2 separate regions of the Homo sapiens genome follow, and region 2 is linked to region 1. Evidence: read pairs that join two places in POLR2A ChIA-PET (ENCODE). Cell type or tissue: A673. All regions are shown on one strand. Each heading gives the region's core, and the rest is flanking DNA. Links, peaks and the distances in the headings are about the cores only.

Region 1 (2,908 bases), core at 101-2,600:
CCGTCTCAAAAAAAAAAAAAAAAAAAAAAAAACAAAAAACTAATGCCAGGCGCAATGGCTCAAGCACTTTAGGAAGCCAAGGTGGGTGGAACATCTGAGATCAGGAGTTCAAGACCAGCCTGGCAAACATGGCAAAACCAGCCTCTACTAAAAATATAAAAATTAGCCGGGCATGGTGGCACATGCCTGTAAACTCAGCTACTTGGGAGGCTGAGGCAGGAGAACGAATCGCTTGAACCCAGGAGGCGGAGGTTGCAGTGAGCCGAGATCATGCCAATGCATGTCAGCCTGGGCAACAGAGCAAGAATTCGTCTCAAAAAGCAAACAAACTAAAAAACCCCAAAGAGATGGATACTGAAATAATACGTAGGGTTTCAGTGGATAAAATGAGCACACTACGCAGAGCAGAGCATGAATAAAAGTATGGAAACAAGGACGCATGGGGCATACGTCCAAAGGCAGAAAAAGATGACGCAAAGATTAGTTGGGGGTAGAATGTCAAGGCCCTACACATGTACACATCTAATGAGTGAGTATCTTTGACCAGCACAGTTTTTCTTTCTGATGATTACAGTAGCAGCATGAATATCAAATATAGGAATTTCTATTTTAGTGGAGTATTTTAGGCCCTCATTTTGCTTGTTTGATATTTACTACTAAAATATGGTCAATCTTGGAGTTGATTTTGTTTTATTGCAGAGGTTGGGGGAGGTGGAAGGAAGATACAGATGAGAACTTTGGGGCTTTCCCAGTCATTGACCTCAACCTCACAGAATCCTGCTCTCGGTCTCCAAAGTGGGCCAGAAAGAGTCCTAGGTTCCTGACTCCACCCCATGTCATTGGTGCAGCCTCAGTCTTTTATTTTTTTTGAGAGACAGGGTCTCATTATGTTGCCCTGGCTGGGGTGCAGTGGCTACTTACAGGGGCCATCATAATACACTGCAGCCTCAAAATCCTGGGTTCAAGTGAGCCTCCCACCTCAGGCTCCTGAGTAACTGGGACTACAGGCATGTGCCACTGCACCCAGCTTTAAATGGAAAGAAATAAAAGTAGCAGAAGCTGAAACTGGTTTGCAACAGCTTCCTAAGGTTTCTGCCTCTTGCCTCCCCACCCCCCAAACAAGAAAATCATTTTGTTGTTGACAATCACTGCAGAAATATTTATTACTTTCGTAGGCTGCACAACAATTCGCTGCCATCTCCAGAATGTGCAGGGGTCTCTGAAACTCAACACTGTCAGTGGGCCTTCACCAATAGTTAATGGGCTCTCACTGGATCTGCAACTTGAGCTTCATCAAGTACAAAGTAGCCTTGTTTGTTTTCATATCAAAATGCTAGGTTCGTGTTTTTCCTACCCTGGAAACAGTTTAACCCCAACCATACTGGCAAGTAGCCAAGAATTACATGAAAATCAGCAGGCTGCAGCTCATAGCTATCTCCAGATACATTTCATGCCTCCTCACAATTGCTCTCCAAACCAAAGATCGGAATAAGAACAAAAGGAGGGATGTAGATCACACCAACTACATGAAACACACTCAGATGAAATTTGTTTTTTGCTTTTTTTTTTTTTGAGACAGAGTCTCGCTCTGTCGCTCAGGCTGGAGTGCAGAGGCGCAATCTCGGCTCACTGCAACCTCCGCCTCCTGAGTTCAAGCAATTCTCCTGCTCAGCCTCCCAAGTAGCTAGGACTACAGGCTCGTGCCACCATGCCCAGCTAATTTTTGTATTTTCAATAGAGACATGGTTTCACCATGTTGGCCAGGCCGGCTTTTTGTTTTTGAGACAGGATCTTGCTCTGTCACCCAAGCTGGACTGCAGTGGTGCGATCATGGCTCACTGTAGCCTCCAACCTCGCAGGCACAAGCAATCCTCCCACCTCAGCCTCCCAAGTAGCTGAGACTACAGGCGTTTACTACAATGCCCAACTTATTTTTTTTCCTTTTTTTTTTTTTTTTTTTTTGAGACAGAGTTTCGCTCTTGTTGCCCAGGCTGGAGTGCAATGGTGCGATCTCAGCTAACTGCAACCTCCGCCTCCCGGGTTCAAGAAATTCTCCTACCTCAGCTTCCTGAGTAGCTGAGATTACAGGCATGCGCACCATGCCCAGCTAATTTTTGTATTTTTAGTAGAGATGGGGTTTTTCCATGTTGGTCAGGCTGGTCTCAAACTCCCGACCTGAGGTGATCCGCCTGCCTCGGCCTCCCAAAGTGCTGGGATTACAGATGTGAGCCACTGCACCTGGCCCTGGCTAATTTTTTTTAATCTTTATAGAGGCAGGGTCTTCCTATGTTGCCAAGGCTGGTCTCGAACTCCTAGGTTCAAGTGATCCTCCTGCCTCGGCCAGATGTAATTTGGAAAGAGAACCATTAGGAAAATTAAGCTTCCAGGTCTCCACCAATCTGATTTCATCTTTCACTGTTATTTAAACTTTGGGTGAGATAAAGAGAGACATGGTCTATATTAAGTGGGAATGTGGGTACAATGGTGGCTGACCCAAGAAAAAGGCTAACAGCAAGGTCATTTTATGACAGACATCTCAACTCTCTCTGAGTCCTTAGAAGCAGTTCTGGGTGCTCTAAGCATTCTCACTGTCCAGAAAGCAATCATCTTGGTTGTGCTTTTATAGGAAAATCCACTCACTTCTTACATGCAACTCATAAACTCAACAAAGCCATTTCACACTTTATGTTTTAGATATTTCTTCTCAGCCCTACCTTCTCCTCTAAAGTAAGCAACTTAGGGGTAAGATGTGAAACGTTCACTTCCATATCCCTCACAGGACCAAGCACGATGCCTTGCACAAAGCAGGCCCTCAAGAAAAGATCGTCACATGAATGAAGAGATAAAGACGTGACTAAAGAGAGGATCCTGGCTGGGTGTGGTGGCACATGCCTGTAATGCCAGCACT
Region 2 (2,908 bases), core at 166-2,665, 100 kb before region 1:
CCAAGTAGCTGGGACTACAGGCGTGCCCCACTACACCCAGCTAATTTTTGTATTTTCAGTAGAGACAGGGTTTCACTATGTTGACCAGGTCGGTCTTGAACTTCTGACCTCAAGTGATCTACCTGCCTTGGCCTCCCAAGTTCTGGGATGACGGACGTGAGCCACCGCTCCCCGCCGCGTAGGTGTATTTGAGAGGCGAGATAAAACATCGTGCACAGAAAACACTTCCCGTGATTTACGGACAGACCGAGTGACAGAGTGCTGTGGCAGTTTGGGGAAGAGGCCGCTCAAGGATTAGAGAAGGCTCCATGCAGTAGGTGGGACAGCAGCGTGGTGCTGGATGCGCAGGGTTGGGAAGGAAAAAGAAAAGGGAAGACCTTCCAAATTGGTGACTGCCGGCTGGGCAGGCAGTGCTGATGGAGTGAGGAAGGGAAGGGTCAAAAGGGCCAAGGTTGATTAGTGGGTGCTGAACTGCGCATATCTTGAATGGCAGATCCAGTGAGTGTGACTGTATTCTGTGAGCATGGGTAGGGACTACAGAGTGTTCACGCTGGAGGTTCTTTTTTTTAGGCAATTTTTTTAAAGTACGCATTTATTTTAGAGATGCATCTGGCTATGTTGACCAAGCTGGAGTGCAGTGGCTATTCACATCCCGGATCGCACACTACAGCCTGTAACTTCTGGGCTCACGCGATCCTCTGCCTCAGCCTCCCAAGCACTTGGGACTACAGGCTCACTGGCGCGCCCAGACTCATCGGAGGTTCTTAGAGCAGTAAGATGATGGGTGCTGAGATTTAGGATTTTTACAATAGACAAGGCAAGCTGATGGGTTGGTGGCTACGGGTTAATTCCCTAGTGACCTGCATCATTATCTTTTGGGAAAACTGCTGTTTGGGGTCTTCCTGGGGACAGCACAGGGCACTCTACCTTAGGGCTACTTCTTCGTGTACATTTTGCAAGGCTTCCCGGATGTGCTTGGGGACCGGCCTGGCTGTGGTGACACAGCCGTTGGTCTGGAGGTCTGCCGATCTCTTCAGCACCTGCCCGTAGTAGGTCTGACCCAGCGTCCCACAGTGGAGTGAGGGGTAGAGAGGGAGAAGAGCTGTGACTGCAGCGCGAGGGCTCCGTCACCACCTCCACCTCCACTTGGCCGACCTCAGTTCCCTGGAAAGGTCGAAGCCTAGACCCTGCCCTACCCCGACTCCAGGAGTCCCGGGGGACAGGGTGCGGGCCAGGCCAGACTTCCATTAGCCTAGGCTCCACTTGGGCCATTCCAGGCCCTACAGCTCTCACCTGCACGTCCTTCTGTATCTCAGCGTCACGAAGTGCAGCCACTGTCGGGAGCGGGAAAGTTAGTTGAAAGGAGAGGGTGCTGAGGGACGGGCATGAGGGAGGGGGCCAGTAAAGGGCAGGCAGCGGGCCGAGGGGTGAGGGGAGGACAAAGGTCTCGAGACACAGCTCGGGGGAGGCGCTCGCGTTCCCGCCTTGCGGGGGCCCAGGGAAGGGGCTGGGGGCTGGGGCGGGGCGCCCAGGGCGCGCACTCACTGTCTCCTCGGCCTGCGACTCAGGGCGCGCACTCACTGTCTCCTCGGCCTGCGACTCAGGGCGCGCACTCACTGTCTCCTCGGCCTGCGACTCAGGACGGCGGGCTCCCGCAGCCAGCTCCTGTGCCGAGGCCCCGCCCAGGCTGGCAGGCTTGCTCCGCCCGCCCATCCCGCTCTAGCCCCTCGCTCAGGCGCCCACCGCCTGACCCGCTGTTCCACTGTCATCCGCGCTGCTCTACAGGCTTTCCAACCAGGAGGTCGGTATCAGCATCCCCCTTGTTCGCTCCACTGCGATTTTCACGGATAAATCTCGTACTCTGATTTAAATGAACACTCACCTATATAATGATCTTCCCCCCTCCCCCTTTTTGGGAATAGAATCATCTTTTCTCGATCTGTTTTTTGAAGTCAAGTTTGTTGAGATATAATTCACATTCCGTGAAATCCATCTTTCTTCAGTGTGCAGTTCTGTGAACTCTGGCAAACGTATATACATCACCAAAACGGAGACCAAAATAGCTCTGGCCCACAAGTTTCTTCGTGCCTCTTTGTAGTAAATTCCCTCTTCCCACCCCTAGCTCCTGGGCAACCACAGATGTTTTCCCTCCCTATAGTTCTGCCTTTTCTAGAATGTCACATAGAGGGAACCATTAACAGTATGTAGCTGTTCCCAGTCTATTTTGGGTTGTATTTAGGAAAGCAACTTTGCTAAATTTATTTTCACCTATAGTAATTTTTGGTCAAGTCACATGTATTTTCCAGGTATTGTCACTTCATCTTGCAGAAAGTTTTTTTTTTAATTTTTAAATTTTTTTGAGACGGTCTCTGTTACCCAGGCCCAACCTCCTGGCTCAAGCGATCCTCCCGCCTCAGCCTCCCAAGTACCTTGGATTACAGGCGTGCACCACCACACCTGGTTAATTTTTGTATTTTTTTATAGAGACGGGATTTCACCATGTTGTCCAGGCTGGTCTCCAACTCCTGGGTTCAAGCAATCCGCCCGCCTCAGCCTCCCAAAGTGTTTGGATTACAGGCATGAGCCACAGTGCCAGGCCCAAAAGTATTTTTTGTTTTTTTAAATATGGAACACTTCACGAATTTGTATGTCATCTTGCGCAGGGGCCATGCAAATCTTCTCTATCATTCCAACTATATGTGCTGCCGAAGCGAGCACCCAAAAGTATTTTTAAATTATTTATTTTTACTTCCACAATTATATGTGTATATCTTGTTTCCCTTTGTGGTTGTAACAAGCATTTCTCTTTTTATAATTTAAATTAAAAAAAAATTTTTAGAGACAGGGTCTCAACTCTGTGGCCCAAGCTTAGCGTCACTGCGCAATCATCTCTGGATCCTTCAACTCT

Evidence for each region. ChIA-PET counts read pairs that join two places held together with the same protein. Peaks named below come from ENCODE experiments on the same cell type or tissue, not always from the same donor. Only the 100,000 strongest peaks of a DNase experiment are listed, where the experiment ranks them.
Region 2: POLR2A ChIA-PET joins it to region 1 with 12 read pairs; 4 of 35 experiments call an interaction of 5 or more read pairs at or near these places.

What each region holds. Positions count from the first base shown.
Region 1 is chr10:102,765,496-102,768,403 of GRCh38, reverse strand. All of the region lies in intron 1 of WBP1L (WW domain binding protein 1 like), which reads right to left. Among named protein-coding and RNA genes, the nearest start is that of WBP1L, 23 kb to the right of the region's middle. In A673, for the core only: no CTCF peak of the experiment used is centred there; no DNase peak of the experiment used is centred there.
Region 2 is chr10:102,868,231-102,871,138 of GRCh38, reverse strand. It overlaps AS3MT (arsenite methyltransferase), which reads right to left and starts at 1,669. Exons shown (of 11, transcript NM_020682.4): 1 at 1,546-1,669; 2 at 1,294-1,334; 3 at 928-1,055. The coding sequence starts at 1,546. BORCS7-ASMT (BORCS7-ASMT readthrough (NMD candidate)) reads right to left here. Exons shown (of 15, transcript NR_037644.1): 6 at 1,294-1,334; 7 at 928-1,055. It also overlaps the pseudogene LOC124902567. In A673, for the core only: no CTCF peak of the experiment used is centred there; a DNase peak (open chromatin) is centred at 1,678; H3K4me3 peaks cover 1,160 bases; H3K27ac peaks cover 907 bases.